2 separate regions of the Homo sapiens genome follow, and region 2 is linked to region 1. A link is a loop called in an ENCODE intact Hi-C map of the cell type or tissue named here. Cell type or tissue: endothelial cell of umbilical vein. All regions are shown on one strand. Links, peaks and the distances in the headings refer to the core of each region. The heading gives the core; the rest is flanking DNA. Region 1 has its middle 190 kb from the start of LINC03005. Region 2 has its middle 11 kb from the start of SOX4.

The links. A loop is a pair of places that touch in the nucleus more often than their neighbours do. Peaks named below come from ENCODE experiments on the same cell type or tissue, not always from the same donor. Only the 100,000 strongest peaks of a DNase experiment are listed, where the experiment ranks them.
Region 2: a loop joins it to region 1, with 4 times the contacts of the local background. A loop is called at or near these places in 9 of 110 quality-filtered maps.

Annotation. Positions count from the first base shown.
Region 1 is chr6:22,902,071-22,910,407 of GRCh38, reverse strand. No RefSeq gene overlaps it. Among named protein-coding and RNA genes, the nearest start is that of LINC03005, 190 kb to the right of the region's middle. In endothelial cell of umbilical vein, for the core only: a CTCF peak has its summit at 4,090 (motif pointing right); DNase peaks (open chromatin) are centred at 4,127 and 5,717; H3K27ac peaks cover 198 bases.
Region 2 is chr6:21,600,155-21,608,491 of GRCh38, reverse strand. It overlaps the pseudogene BOLA2P3. Among named protein-coding and RNA genes, the nearest start is that of SOX4, 11 kb to the right of the region's middle. In endothelial cell of umbilical vein, for the core only: no CTCF peak of the experiment used is centred there; DNase peaks (open chromatin) are centred at 4,901 and 6,861.

The DNA of each region.
Region 1 (8,337 bases), core at 52-8,051:
CCCTCTGCATGTCTGTGTCCAAATTTCCCCTTTGTATAAGGGGAATATAATCCAGTCATATTGGATTAGAGTCCCCTGCTTAATGACCACATCTTAACTCATTTATTTATTTGTTTGTTTGTTTATTTTTTGAGATGGAGTCTCACTCTGTTGCTCAGGCTGGAGTACAGTGGCTCGATCTCTACTCACTGCAAGCTCCGCCTCTTGGGTTCGTGCCATTCTCCTGCCTCAGCCTCCAGAGTAGCTGGGACTACAGGCACCCGCCACCATGCCTGGCTAATTTTTTGTATTTTTAGTAGAGACTGGGTTTCACTGTGTTAGCCAGGATGGTCTCGATCTCCTGACCTCGTGATCCGCCCGCCTCGGCCTCCCAAAGTGCTGGGATTACAGGCGTGAGCCACCGTGCCCGGCCAATCTTAACTCATTTAAATATGCAAAGACCCTATTTCCAAATAAGATCACATTTTGAGTCACAGGGGGTTAGGACTCAACATGCCTTTTGCGGGGCATGCAGTTCAGCCTGTAACCCTTGGTTTCATGGTAAAGGCAGGAGATACATAGATGAACTGGACATGGTACCTGCCACCAAAGTTCTCACAGTTGCATTTAGTCATGAATAAATGGACAATTGCAATATAGAGTGTCAATTACTTTGGCAAAGTGAAATTCTAAGGAGGCTGTAGAAGATTTGCCAAGAAAGCCAAGTTGAAGAACAGCTTAGATCAGTCATGAAAAATAAAGATGAATTTGTCAAGTTAAAAAGAACCTGTGAAGAATAAAAGTGAGAATTATACAACATAATACATCAGGAAACTTGCAAGAAGTTGAACATGGCTGGAGCTTAAGGAATGGACGTGGATATAGGGGGAAAGAACATGACAAGAAATAAAGCTGACTTGATGGGGGTCAAAACTGAAAAAGTCCTTGTGTGTCATCAATAGGTTTTTCAATTTGCTCCTAATGACAGTAGGGAATTGTTAATGAATGTTTAAGTTAGACACTGACCTATCAAGATTTGCATGGGGTTAGATACAACAGGTAATTAGGAGATGGAAAGAACAGGATATAATGACCAATAGATGAGATGGGGAGGAAAAATAAAACATCAGAAAAGATGATCATCAGTCTCCAGTTTGGATAACTGATTAGAAGACTAGGTCGTTCCTCAATATGCCAGACTTAGTCAAAAGTTCCATTTAGGGTAGAAAAGATAATGAACTCAGTTCAAAACATTTTGAAGAATCCAAGATGCCTCAGAAATCAGCAGGTTGTTTTGGGGAAAGAAGCAGTTGGATCTGCAAATCTGGAATGTGGCTCAGAACTAGATATGGAAATCATTCACATGTCAGAGTGGGGAGGCCAGTTGTGGTGGCTCATGCCTGTAATCCTAGCACTTTGGGAGGCTGAGGCAGGAGGATTCTTAAGCCCAGGAGTTTGAGACCAGCCCTGGCATTATGGCAAAACCTCGTCTCCACAAAAAATACAAAAATTAGTTGAGTGTGCTGGTACACAACTGTGGTCCCAGCTACTTGGGAGGCTGAGGTGGGAGGATCGTTTGAGCCTGGGAGGCCGAGGTTGCAGTGAGCCAAGATCACACCACAGAACTCCAGCCTGGATAACAAAGCAATACCCTGTCCAAAAAAAAAAAAAAAAAAAGAATTGGGAGGGGAGATTCCCTGAGAAGAGAAGAAAAAAGAAGACATTAAAGAGACCTTAAGCCCAGACCCTAAAACCAACAAACTCTCAATGTAATAAAAATTGATTCCTAATACTTACAAAATTATGACACACACAGATAATGAACATTAGTTTGCATGACACGTGAGACCAGAGTCAACTCTCTGAGGACTCCTGCTGCCCTCCACCCATAGTCAATTCTGTAGCAACACAGTCTCCACCACAACTATGATCCATTTGTACCACACCACAGTGCCTGGGATGCCTGTTATAAAGTTCTCAATTAGATAAAATTAAACAATAATGAGGTGGTCAGGGACAGAACAGAAAATTCAGGAAAAAGTGATAAACTAGAAGACAGTGAAGAGATTCAAACATATAGAAAGAACTTATACTGTTAACATTTCAGAAAGATCAAAGTATTACCTTAAAAGCATTCATTGTACTAAGCAGCTAGGATCTTTGAGGATCTTGACAAGATCAGGCTCTGTAGGATAATGGATACTGAAACCACCTTGCATTTGATGAGAAATGGAATGAGAATTAAAGACTTGGAAGCCTCAAGTTCTGACTACTCTTTCTAGGAACTTTGTTATTCAAGGAAGGAGGGAAATGTATAATCATTGAAAGGAAAAATCATGGCAAAATTGTAAGAGGTTTCAAGTATATTTATATGCTGAAGGAAACAAGCCAGATGAGAGAGCAAAGGAGAGAATTATTGTTTTAGGTAAAAGAGCAGATAACTGGTGAGCCTCAGTGGAAGACGTTGATGGCATCAGGGTTCAAGTGTAGCTATTAGCCTTGCAGGGAGGAGGAACTCATCCTAAGATGTAAGGACAAGAGAAACAGGTGCAAAATGATGCAGATATATTAATTTGGAAGAATGATTGGGAAGCATGCTATTCTCAGTGAAATAAGAGACTAGAATTTTTGTTAAGATTAATTTTAACAAAATCCTAGCCCTACGGGACTCCAAGAGAGTGATGACTATTTGAAAAAATGTTATGGAAAACAGCAGCAAGAACCAAAGATGTGGTATGAGTGGAGAAGTGTGTGAGGGGTGGTATCAATACAGATGGAAGATAAAAGCCACAAAACAGGAGTCAAGTCTTCAGTGAATGTGGAAGAGAGACCTGGGAGTCAGCAGTTGACAAAGACTAAGGGTAGAGGAGCTAACATCAGTGGAAGATGCTGCTTATCCTCCACTGAGATTGTGTCGACATTTGGTCTAGAAGATACTGGAGCTTCAAGTCCACTGACTTTGGTTATCGATACTGTATGCTGTGGTTCTTGAGGAAAACAGTCACCATATAAAAAGCCTGCTGGGTGAAAAGTGTGTGTAGGGAGTGAGGATGGAATTAGTGTCTTCCTGGGAATCACCTGCCCTGGTATCCTCTGTGAACTTACCCTCTGAAAAAGAGGCAGGTAAGTCAGGTAATGGCTGCATCAGCCAATTGTCTAGCTTAAACATTGCCAGGACTGCTCAAAAGACTTAATGCTCTAACATCAGCAAAGGACCCTTGGATAACATGAGGACTTAGCCAGCAAAGACTCAGGGGACCAGTGCTCTCTGTTCCTCAAGGCACAGCAAATCTTGTGTTAAAAAAAAAAATCTCAAAGTAGAAATCCATTTGCTGTTGCATAGACTTGCTTCCCATAGTAAAGCTAGTAACTCCTGGTGAAAACATCTTAGGAAGATCTGTTGGGTACAGTATTGATATTAGATAGCTCCCCCAAGAACCCAGCTCTAAAAGGTCTACCAGAGGTGGTGCTGAGATCTTCATACTCAGAACCATGATAAACTGTGGTCTGAGTATCATTGGTGTCTGTCTCACCTGGGAGCTTATTGAAATGTAGAATCTCAGACTTCACCCCAAACTTAATGCATCAGAATCTGCTTTCTAACAAGATCCCCTGGTGATTCCTGAGTGCATTAGAGTTTGAGGAGTTCTGTTCTGAAAGCCACAATTGCTAGGAGCTTCACTTTTTGTTTGTTTGTTTGTTTGTTTGAATAATACACATTAGGTACTCAGCTGCCTTTGACAGCAACAGGCTTCTGAGAGCCAATGGGAACAAGCTGCCCTATGGGCATAGTTGCCCAGCTGGGACCCTCTGTCCAGTTGTGTGAGAGGTTTTGCCATTTTTATGAGTAGTAGAGGGAGGCAATGGAATGAAGAAAGAGATGGTAGAGCACAGAGGTGTGTCTAGTGTGTGTGTCTCCGTGGTGTGTGTGGTGTGTGTGTGTGGTTTGTGTGTGTGGGGTGTGTGTGTGTGTGTGATGTGTGGGTGTGGGTAGTGTGTGTGGAGTATTTGTGTGTGGTATGTATGTGTGGGGTGTGTGTGTGTGTGTGTGTGTTGTTTTCCCGCCTCTTCCCCAGAATTCCTGCAGCAGTGGAGATTATCATGACCTCTGGAGGGAGCTCTAGAATGAATTTTCTTTGGAATTTGAACTGCTTTTCAAATTCCTGGTGAAGGGTGTGACCTCAGTAAGACTCTTGGTGTGTATCAAGTACAGCACGGTGGTAGAGTGGTAGGGTCTGTTTCCACAGAGTTTCTTCTGTGTAGATTGGGCCCTTTCTTTTCAATTTTTGCCTCAGGGCATCTACTTCCATAGACTCACTGAGTGTTAGAAAAAAGGATTTCATGAATGATCTTCAACAATCTTTTCAGTTAATTCACAGACTGGAAATAAAGAAACTGTAGTTTCATAAAGTTTCACTTTATTCAAATGTAGTTTCTTTATTGAAAGTACTTGAGTAAGTCTTATCCTGGCAAAGTCTTGACACCAGAATTAGCTGAGGTTGGTTCCAGAAAAGGGATCCTCTAAAGTTCTTGGCATCAAAAAATAGAATCTCCATCAAATAAATAAATAGAATCTCCTTCATATCCTGATATTTTGACTGCCTCATTCATAAAAGGGAGAAACAGTTAATGACTTTTTGTGAAATTTCAGGTTGGACCTCATGTCAAAATAATCCTTATTCAGAAAGTGTGGGATCCAACAGAAACTTCAACGAATGTGAAAAAGAAAGTTAGCATGTGCCTTCTTCTCCCATTTATATTAAAGCAGGTGGAATGCAAAACTGTTAGCAATAAAACTCTACTCTGGCTCTTCTCTATAAATGTGGACGCTGTGCTCACTCCCAGCAGAGTTGAAGTTCAAATAAAGGCAAATAAAAGTGTGCTTTTTTCTGCTAACTAAACCCCCCTGCCACCCACCTCACTGTCGTGCTATGTTGGAGAGTAGGACGAGAAAGATAAAGCTTACGCCTCAGTCTCTTGGTTTACTTTACTCCAAGGAGAGCTTTGAGCAAGAGAAACTAAGTCTGAGTACAGACCATCGTGCCATGCTGCTAGAACATCTTATAAAATAAGACCTATATTCAAAGGTCCTAATGATTCACTTGAATCATGTCTTGAATGTCTTTTTTCCTCAAATTAAAATTGAGCCCTTTGCTTTAGTTTTCTTCTTAAGGTCATCTGTGTATCTATGTGTGTGCGTCTGTATGTTTTAATGATTTGTTTGGTTTGAGCCCCAAATGATGAGAAACCCTCTGAACTGTTATGTCGATTCTCTTAGTGAAAATAAATGTCGGTCAGATTCAACCAACCACTCTTGTAGAATACCTGTGATATGCCAGACACACTTTACATGAACCCCACCACATATATGGGATGTTCTATTGTTACCTATTAAACAATTTTCCCATAGATAGCTTATAAACTAAAGAACTGGGAATTCAGGGCCTTTTTCACTACATCAAACCTGACAAGGCAAAGATTTCCATTCCTTAAAGTCTTTTCAGGTCATTTGTGTATTTTCAGCATTAAAATGTAAGTTAAACCCATTTTAAAGAATCCTAATTTTTTAGACCTATAGTGAAATACGACAAATTCAAAAAATTTTTGGGAAATAGACACACGTGCATGCACGTATACACACCCTGCTGTGAGCTCGTGTGGCTGCGGGTGGTTAGTCAAAGAGGAGCATTGTAAAAAGTATGTGAATTGTTTTTAAGAGTGATCACCACTTTGCAACAGGAAGCGTTTTACTTGCTCTTGTGCTCTTTTTCTTTCTCTTAAACAAAAGGGAGATTGTTTATAACCACTCAGATATATTTTGTAACACATCATTAAAATGATCCAACCCAGGCAGCTCACAAGAGCCCATTTTTTAGGTAATGATGAACTTGCAATACACAGAAGCCAGACAGGTTATTCTGCTGATTCAGTCAATTTTGTGGGCCTGGTATGCACATAGTTTTCTCCTAAGACAAAATCAATAATTTTTAAAGCACCAAAATTATAAAGAAAAATATCCTGAGACTCCAAGTTAAAGGGCATATCTCAATATGGATTTCTCTCTGCATCAGATAATCTAAAATGATAGTGGAAACAAACTAAATGGCAGTGATCATTTTAAAGTGCATTGTATATCTAGTTTAATTTTTCTAACATGGCACTATCTTTAAGATTATAGATTATACTTTAAAAAATGATTTCAGGGGAAGAAACGTGGCTATTCAAAGCATCATATCTTAAGTTCACTCTAAATGTGACTATTGCATATAATAATAAAGACTGCACCTAGACATTTAGCTTTGAGACTTCAACTCAACACTTCCTGTCTCTGGTGTTTAGAATAAATTGCAAATGTGCATTACCTTGTGTACATTCTTTTTTTCTCTTCCTGCCAACAGATGGATTCTCCCTTCTGTTCCTAGATACAAGAGATGTCATCAGCTGTTATGGGGAAAGACAGTTCCTAAATTCAGATCTTAAAGGAGAAAATCCTTTTACTTCACCTTTAGTAAGGATTTCATTTGTAAATGTTCCCGTCAATTGAAACATACTGAGGAAGACAATGACTGAACACTGCCGCAAAACAATGTGGCAGAAGGAAATTAGGCAGTGGCAGAGGCTGGAAATGCTGAGATTTGCCATCTATGTAGACACATATGTTTCGAGATCATAAATCTCTCTCTCAATTTCGTCACTGGATAAAGGTCACCCACTTTTACATATTCCACCCAGCCCTCTTTCCATTTAAAAGGATGGAGCTCAATCCCAAAATGAATGAAAATGTCTTGAAATATGACTAAACTAAATTTCACAAAAGAAAGTAAATGCAAAATCATAAAACCCACTAAGAAAGAGAGAGAGATCAGGCTGGGCGTGGTGGCTCACACCTGTAATCCTAGCACTTTGGGAGGCCGAGGCAGGCAGATCACAAGGTCAGGAGATTGAGACCATTCTGGCCAACATGGTGAAACCCTGTCTCTACTAAAAATACAAAAATTAGCCGGGCGTGGTGGCATGCACCTGTAGTCCCAGCTACTCGGGAGGCTGAGGCAGGAAAATGGCCTGAACCCAGGAGGCAGAGTTTGCAGTGAGCCGAGATCGCGCCACTGCACTCCAGCCTGGGCGACAGAGAGATACTCCCTCTCAAAAAAAAAAAAAAAGAAAGAAATTTTATAGAAGTGACTTTATTTTTAATGTACAGTTTTGCCTTTATTTCCTATATTGTTTACTTGGCATTTAACTTGTGCTGGCCAGTTGTGTCTTGTTCTACAAGTAAGAATTTGGACGATATAAGAAACTGAGAGTGCCAGAAGTTACCATGTGTTTCGGCAAGGAAAATTTTAAAGATATAAATAAATACCATTTCACCGAGTAAACTATAAGAACTTTGGGGACAAATACATGTCTATTATTTTGTTATAACTTTAGTTCCGGCTGGGCACGGTGGCTCACACCTGTAATCCCAGCACTTTGGGAGGCTGAGGCGGGTGGATCACCTGAAGGTCAGGAGTTCGAGACCAGCCTGGCCAACATGGTGAAACCCTGTCTCTACTTAAAATATAAAAAATTAGCCGGGTGTGGTGGTGGGTGCCTGTATTCCTGGCTACTTGGGAGGCTGAGGCAGGAGAATCTCTTGAACCTAGGCGGCGGAGGTTGCAGTAAGCCGAGATCAGGCCATCACACTCCAGCCCAGGGAACAAGAGTGAAACTTCATCTCAAAAAAAAACAAATAAATAATAAACCTTTAGTTCCAAGCACAATGACTTATAGAATACAAAAACTTAACTATTTAATTATGAGGAAATTGATAAGGAAGTATTTATATGTGTGGGTTCGGAGGACATTTCATTTGTAATGTATATTTATTATTATTCTCTCTAATAAGATTTTATCACCAGACAGGATTTTGGAAAATATCGTTCACTCAAACAACATGAATGAGGAAGGAATCCTGGCAGGTTTGAAATACTTGGATTCTGTAGATTTCTTTAAAAAAAAATAGCAAAAATATGTATGCCTATAATCACTTTAGAGTAAAATGTTTAAAAAAATGCACACAAGTAAGAGAATGGCCTTTATTTTTAAACATGTATTTTAGGTTTTAAGAATACATAAGCATATTCCATCTGTTGGGATGTATAGTTTGTTTGAGTTCTGCCATGGAGTTTGAAAATGGAGCAGTATTTTGCTCTCCTTTCTCCATTGGTTAATTTACTAGGTGACATTGGGCAAATCCATCGTCGTTCCTTTATGTCAACATCTTCACCTTCACTAATGCGTATTGGGAGCCAAGGATGTGGTAATCTATACCTTCAGATAGTGACAAAGAGCATAATAATCTTCAACAGAGGAGGAACT
Region 2 (8,337 bases), core at 219-8,218, 1.3 Mb after region 1:
GGGTTTCACCATGTTGGCCAGGATGGTCTCAATCTCTTGACCTTGTGATCTGCCCGCCTCCGCCTCCCAAAGTGCTGGGATTACAGGCGTGAGCCACTGCGCCCGGCTTTCAATTATTATTTTATTTTAGAGACGGAGTTTGGCTTTTGTTGCCCGGACTGGAGTGCAATGGCTCGATCTCGGCTCACCGTAACCTCTGCCTCCTGGGTTCAAGCAATTCTCTTGCCTCAGCCTCCTGAGTAGCTGGGATTACAGGCATGCGCCACCATGCCCAGCTAATTTTGTATTTTTAGTAGAGACGGGGTTTCTCTGTTGGTCAGGCTGGTCTCGAACTCCCCACCTCCGGTGATTTGCCCACCTCGGCCTCCCAAAGTGCTGGGATTACAAGCATGAGCCACCGTGCCCAGCCTCCTTTAATTATTTTTTTAATGTTAATCCGGTTTTAAAATTTACCCTCAAACCTGACTTAAATCTCATCTTGCCTGGCACAGTGGCTCATACCTGTAATCCCAACATTTTGAGAGGCCCAGGTGGGAGGACTGCTGGAGCTCAGGAGTTCGAGACCAGCCTGGGCAACATGGCTGCCTTCTCTACAAAAAAGACAAAAATTAGATGTGTTGGCACATGCCTGTAGTCCCAGCTACTTGGGAGGCTGAGGTGGGAGGATCGACTGAGCTCAAGAAGTTGAGGCTGTACTGAGCTGTGATTGTGCCACTGCACTCCAGCCTGGGGATCAGAGAGGGGCCCTGTCTCGAAATGAATAATTAAGTCACTCTCTTCTACTTCTGAGTCAACTTGAGTTGCTTGGAGTAGGAAGATACTTTCTCCCCTCTTACTTCAAAGCCTAGCTCCTCTAGTGTGTTGGGGAAAGGATGCAGGACAGGGAAAAATACAAGTATCCCTCTACTTAACCAGTCACCGTTAGAGGCCTGTGGCTGTCGCTGTGAGCTGATTCTCCAGCTAACACCTACTGGCCATTGATGGGCCTTTTTAAAAGTGGGCATCCAAATGCTGGTTTTCCCAAGAGCGCATAGGTGGGTCCTTCTTTCCTCCAAGTCCATTCTGCCTTGGAAAACTCCAGACAGAATTCTTCTATACCACTCTAATTCCCGCTCACCACAGTACTCCCCACAACCTTCTTGATTCATCAATTCCTGCTTCCATGTACTTGACCCATGGAGATGCATATCCTTGCTGTGTCGAATGGTAGAAAGCAGATAGTCAACAATCCTCTCCAGCCCATCTGCACATTCCCGACCCCCTCTCTCTCTGGTAGAACAACTCAGCTGGTTAAGCAGATGACGGACTACAAATAAAATGCCAGTCTTCCCTTCCTGCAGACACCCCACTCTCTTATGAATTATTCTCCTGGAGAATCCTTTGGAACTTTCCCGTCACTTGGTTTTGGAATGGGGTGAGGAAGCACTGGGTTCCCCTCGAGGATGTTTCAGGACTCCTTGGCTCTCTTCCTTCCCTTTTTCCAATCCTGTGCTTATTTGGACTGGAGGAGCCGTGTTGAGGAGGGGAATACTGACTATGGTAGGATCCTTTCTGCTCTGGATTACTGGGGTAAGGGCATCACCTGGCTTCCCTTTAGAATGTGGCATATTTAATCTCTACTCTTTATATCTCTAGGCCTGAGTGCCAAAATTCGAGCTATAGGGAAAAGGTTAGAATTTTAAATAGATAAAAGCCAAGCCAGTCTGTTTGAAATGAGGATATTGTGGATGGTAGAGGAGGAAGGGTGGATGTTCCATGAAGCCTGGGGTTCACCCTCCCTTAGTATATGAAGATCAAAGAAAAAATATAAGAGGACGTATGAGGGCCATGAGACCCTAGGAACAAAAGCAAAACAAAGAGGGATGGGAGAGTGAAGAATATAATACATTAATAAGTGATTTGTCCAAAAGTAGGCACACAACCCCAAAGCAGCCGTTTCATTGCTTGGTAAGTAATTGATGAAATAACTGCCATGCAGAGCTGTCTTTTTTTTTTTTAAGATGTAGTCTTGCTCTGTCACCCAGGCTGGAGTGCAGTGGTTACCGTCTCGACTCACTGCAACTTCACCTCCCGGGTTCAAGCGATTCTCCTACCTCAGCCTCCAGAGTAGCTGGGATTACAAGTGCATGCCACCATGCCCAGCAAATTTTTTTTTTTTTTTTTTGAGACGAAGTCTCACTCTGTTGCCAGGCTAGAGTGCAGTGGCACCATCTTGGCTCACTGCAACCTCCGTCTCCCGGGTTCAAGTGATTCTTCTGCCTCAGTCTCCCGAGTAGCTGGGACTACAGGCTTGTGCCAGCACGTCCAGCTAATTTTTGTATTTTTAGTAGAGATGGGGTTTCACCATGTTGGCCAGGATGGTCTCGATCTCTTGATCTCGTGATATGCCCACCTTGACCTCCCAAAGTGCTGAGATTATAGGCATGAGCCACAGTGCCCGGCCAATTTTTTTTTTTTTTTTTGAGACGGAGTCTTGCTCTGTCGCCCAGCCTGGAGTGCAGTGGCGCGATCTCAGCTCACTGCAAGCTCTGCCTCCTGGGTTCACCACCATTGTCCTGCCTCAGCCTCCTGAGTAGCTGGGACTAAAGGCGGCCGCCACCACGCCCGGCTAATTTTTTTGTATTTTTAGTAGAGACGGGGTTTCACCGTGTTAGCCAGGATGGTGTCAATCTCCTTACCTCGTGATCCACCCGCCTCGGCCTCCCAACAATTTTTGTATTTTTAATAGAGACGGGGTTTCACCATGTTGACCAGGCTGATCTTGAACTCCTGACCTCAAGTGATCCGCCCACCAAGGCCTCCCAAAGTGCTGGGATTACAGGCCTGAGCCACCGTGCCCGGCCCAGAGCTGTCTTAAAAGGGAATATGAAGGACAAAATATGGAGAACAGAAGCAAGATTTGGTATTGGGAGAAAATCAACACACACAGGAATACTAAGAGAATACCTGAGCAATATTAATTATCTGCATAATCTTAATGCTAAATTGGTAACCACTTAATCTCTCCAGAGCTGCCGTGGATCTTGAACACTATTTCTCCCAGAACTACCATGACATTTTCAGTTCCCTTGTAGTCTTGTGTTTCTTTGTAATAAAGCCCCGTGTCTCTTTGTAATAAAGCCCCATGATTTCAGGTTACTTGAGTGATTCTGTTCCTTGCATCACAGAGCCTAGCAAAAAAAAAAGTAAGGCTAGTAATGCAGAAATGGGAATCAGCCTGATGAGTTCTAATGGAAGAAGAAAAAGACCGAAGAGAGTTGATCTCTGTTCTGATGTTTATTTCGGAAGTACTAAAATCCCCATACTTTGTCACCATGTCAGTGTCAAGGCTGTTTCTGTAATTGTTCGCTTTTCTATTCATATATGTTATCAGACACTTGGGATAGAAAAATCATCTCAGTATGATTTGCAGATGTATCTGCTTACATATTAAAATAATCTATTCACCTTCTCCGGGGGTTAAAATGATTGTTTCAAAGTTTGGTTTACTTTTTAACCTGTGTTCATTTAGACATATCACTAGTTTTTCTCTCCTCAAACCACTTTACGCCTAACCAGCTCCAGGGTACGGAAACTGTCAAAAGCCTATGTCTATAAGACTAAGATCCAGCACTTTCCACTTCTAGTAACTACTCAAGGAAAACTCTCATGTATTTGAAAAGACATGTATAAAATACATTGTTATAACAATAGGAACTGGAAATCTTAATCAGTGTTCCCTTAATTTACTTGACATTCTTTGGGAGATATCAGAATTACAAAGTAGTATTCACCTTCATCTTTTGCCCCTTATTTTTTCTTTCCTCCAGCTTTTGGATTCATTGGGTGCTCATCCAAAAAATTAAAACTGTTAGTAAATCCCTCAATGTACTTAGTACCACCTCTTTCAAAGACAGGCTTTTGGACCTACCTCGGCCTAGAGAAGGAACAAAGTGCAGTGTATTTTGAGACTACAGACAGCCCCACAACTTCCCAGGAACTTCAGATAAATTATTCAAAGTCTGAGGGGGATTGGCAAACAGGAGAGATAAAAGGTCCACATAGAAAGTGTGGGAATGGGAAGAGAGAAAGCAGGGGCAGAGACTGAAGGTCAGGGGTTCCAGAAGAGACTATTTTCACAGGCTTTAGGTGTTGATCTGAGGAAGTTAGGGCAGGGGCCGGTAGGAAAGAAAGTAACAATTAACCACATATACAACGGGAGCTAACTGATCATTCAACAGGCTCCTTCTGCTTAGCTCTTATAAAAGCAGTTACATGCATCACATGTATTAGCCAACCATCGCCCTACACTGCTGGGCATTCACTGCCTGGAGAGAGCCTACCTACTAAGGATAATAGTGTTTTCACTTGCCTTTCAACTGCATGTTATGTCAGGAAATAGCACATTCATTATGTGTTTAAAAACTAATCCAAAGAATTATGTATTTGGAAAAATATCTAAAGAAGTAAGTGGGCTAAGTAAATGATATTTCATTTGTTTCTTAATGTCCTGCCCTTTAAAAAAAACACTCAAATGGAATACCCTTAGAATGTCTTACGTATGATGCAAAGCAGCTGTGTATATTGGTCCACAAATGACTTAGAACTTTGTCCTTCAACAAAAAATCTGCAGGGTAAAGGAAGGCCCTACAAGAAACTTCCTGCCATGACTTGACTTAGGCCTGGCTTGTTTGGCGGTACCCCATAAACCAACTGCCCTGAATTGAAACTGTCAAAAGAAAATAAAATGGGCTAAATTTATTATCACCTGTATCCACAAACATACACACATAGAGGTCCATTGTTAACTAAGGCCCAAACCAAAATGCAGCAGCCTAGTCAGACATCCCCCTGGGAAATACCGTTTAGTGATGTGAGAGTTTTTTTTTTTCTTCTTTTTAACATAGAGAAGGAAAACAACACATGCAGGAAACCATAAAACCCTTCAAGTTAACTGTAGCCAACGGTCAATCTCATTAGGATATAATGGGTAGACGATAGCCCTCTCTATAAAGGCTGAGTGTGCTCTGAATAATTTCCAATTTTCTCACTTGCTGGAAGCTCTGCCTTTTAAACAACAAAGCAGAAGTTCCAGGCACTATATTTATATTATTTCTGTTCTCTGCCTTGGATACTTCTACCAAAAATCAGTCCCTGGGTTCATCTTTTAGCACACATTTGTTTAACTGGAATACACACACACACACACACACACACACACACATTAACTTGGCTAATTACTTAAACTTACACTTTTTTTTTTTTTTTTGAGATGGATTTTCACTCTTGTTGCCCAGGCTGGAGTGCAATAGCACAGTCTTGGCTCACTGCAACTTCTGTCTCCCAGGTTCAAGCGATTCTCCTGCCTTAGCCTCCTGGGTAGCTGGGATTAAAGGCATGTGCCACTACACTCAGCTAATTTTTTTGTATTTTTAATGGAGACGGGATTTCACCATGTTGGTCAGGCTGGTCTCAAACTCCTGACCTCAGGTGATCCCCCTGCCTCGCCTCCCTAGGGGCTGGGATTACAGGCACCAGCGACGGGCGCCCGGCCCAAACTTAAACTTTTAACAAGGATGGTGGAAGGGCATCCTTGAGAAAATGGATAGGAGTCAGAGGGCTGAGGGAAGTGCAGGGACTGCCAATTTTTGCCAAGGGACCAAGCCTTGGGTAGAAATGGAGAAGACATCTATTTAGAGAAATAAGTTCTAGGCTGATTCTAGGGCTCAGGAGATAGAGTTCCAATACCCTTTCTGGCACTTCTGATCTTGTGACCTCAGATCAGCCATTGGGCCATTCTCAACTCAATTTCTCCATGTTAAAACAATGAGGGCGTCATAATCCCTCGCCTGCATACTTATTGTGAGAATATGCTAAAATACAGTGAGGGTACTGATTTCCAAACTTCAGTGAGCACTGGAAATCTATGGGGGGCTCATTAAGGCCCCATCCCCACAGTCTGACGGTGGCTGGCGATCTGTATAATCGCTACCCTTAACAAGAATCTCCAGGTAATTCTGATGCTGGGGATTCGTGTAGCAGACTGAGAAACATTGATTCAGGAGATTTATTTTTAGAAATTTTTTTTTCCAGATTTGTAATTTAATGGCTGTGCAGGTCCCAGTCCCTCATTTCTGCCGCTCACGGGCCCACTGCTCTGGGATTAGGGTTTTCTGTTCAAAGGCATGGATACGCAGGAGCGCTTCTGCTAGGCACGCGTTCACCAGGCGGTGTCTCTGAAGCAGCGGCTTCCCCTCGAACTTGGCCGACACCGCCAGAAGCTACAGGCGCAATGGTTGAGGGTCGTGTTGTCCTCCACCGCCACATGCTCCGCCGCCAGGTCCCGCTGCAGCTTCTCCCTGAGGTATTCGGCCCTGAGTTCCATGGTGGTAGTCCAGCTGGGGCGACAGCCCAGTGGGGACAGAACCCCAGCTCGGACCCCGGCCACGCTGCTTTGCTCCCCATTTTTAGAATTTAAAGCATCTTCTGTGTTGCTGGCACTGTGTTAGGCTTTACACACATTAGCTTTTTAGAACCACCCATGAGGTCAGGTTCTAGCATTCACCGAGCCCATGGGGTAGGCCAGGCATTACGACATGTCACACACGTGCCGCTGCACTCTATTCCCAACACAGCTGTCTACATTAGATAGCTCTCTTTCTATATGACGATTTAAAACACGGAAACTTAAAAAGGCTGAGAAATCTGTCCAAGGTCCTCCAGCTTGTTGGTCTCAGAGGCAGCATTCTAATCCAGGTTTTCATGCAATCCGGCGCTGGCGCTTACCACAAGCAGCATAAAATGCAAATGCCTGTTGGAAGCTCTTAGGAACCCATGGAAACCATGTAAAGTCAAGAAATAAGAATTTAGCATTTATTATGTGAAAAGAAGCAGGGAAAGCAAACTGGGGAATGCAAGAAGTATTCAATGCCTAGTTTCTGTCCTTCAAGAATTCCAGTCTATCAGGAAAGAGCAGTTTGGTTATACTGCAATTTGGAAGAACTGGAAAGTTGGGCTTAAAACCCTTTTGTGCAGGGCCTTGAAGAGCAGCATGTGAATTCTGCACTTTATCCTGGGCACAGGGGAATGGTGGTAGACACTTGGCAGAGCCTGAAACACCATGCGGATGTCTGGAGATGCTTTCTTCCCACCCCTCCACTTTAGCTTTCAAATGATAGTGAAAATTGAGAAATGCGTATGGAGATATCATTTTTCAGGAAGAATCAGAGGGGTAGGAGTAAACCCTAGTGAATATGGGTTAGAGAGGTATTTTGTAGGCCTTAATAGGAGGGGTGCCAGGAGGAGGCACAAAACAAAAACCACCAGAAAGAGAAATAAAGCATACCAACCTTACACTCTGAGAAATCCAAATGGGTAGATGGGTTTGTATTTTTTTGTTTGTTTTTGAGACAGAATCTCACTCTGTCACCCAGGCTAGAGTGCACTGATGCGATTTTGGCTCACTGCAACCTCAGCCTCCCGGCTTCAAGAGATTCTCCTACCTAAGCCTCCCGAGTAGCTGGGATTACAGGCGTGCACCACTACGCTCAACTAATTTTTGTAGTTTTAGTAGAGAGGAGGTTTCGCTATATTGGCCAGGCTGGTTTCAAACTCCTGACCTCAAGTGATCCGCCCGCCTTGGCCTCCCAAAGTGCTGGGATTACAGGCGTGAGCCACCGCGCCCGGCCAGATGGGTTTGTATTCTTAAAAAAAAAAAATTTTTTTTTAAACATTTCTCTCTTTTCAAATACTTCCTTGGGATCCCTGAATTTGTTTTAAATTCATGATTAAGCATTCTGACCCATAGTATTCCCCAGACCATGTCTTCTAATTTGTGTGTACCCTACAAACACAGGAAACCCTTGGTAAATGTTGATGTCCATTTAACCCTTTGCTTTCTTGCTTTCCTCAGAATCCCTTAGCTCCCCTAGTACCCTCAAAAGCAGGGTAAACACAAACCCTAAAAGCCTTCCCAGGAGCTGGGCCCACCCTCTCAGCTTACATGCTTTTTATTTTTTTTCTTGGCACTTAAAGGAATTCAACTAGGAATTGACAAAACTTGCTTAAGCAAGTATCACTGATTCACATTTGTGATGGAACACAGGGCCAGAAGCAATTGCTGGATATTCTTAAAAGAAAATCTGAAACTTACTCTTTTCTATTGATCCAAATTATCTGTAAGAAAAAAATCACACTAAACTGTTTGGTTTCGCAGGTTTAGGATGCCTTGTACCACCTAACAAGTAAGTATCCCTTACGAATGAAAACAGACTCAGAGAAAAAGACATTGTACAAAAATGCTTCTTACTTTACCACCTGACAGGAAGGACACACACATTTCAGCTTTTATTTTTAAAC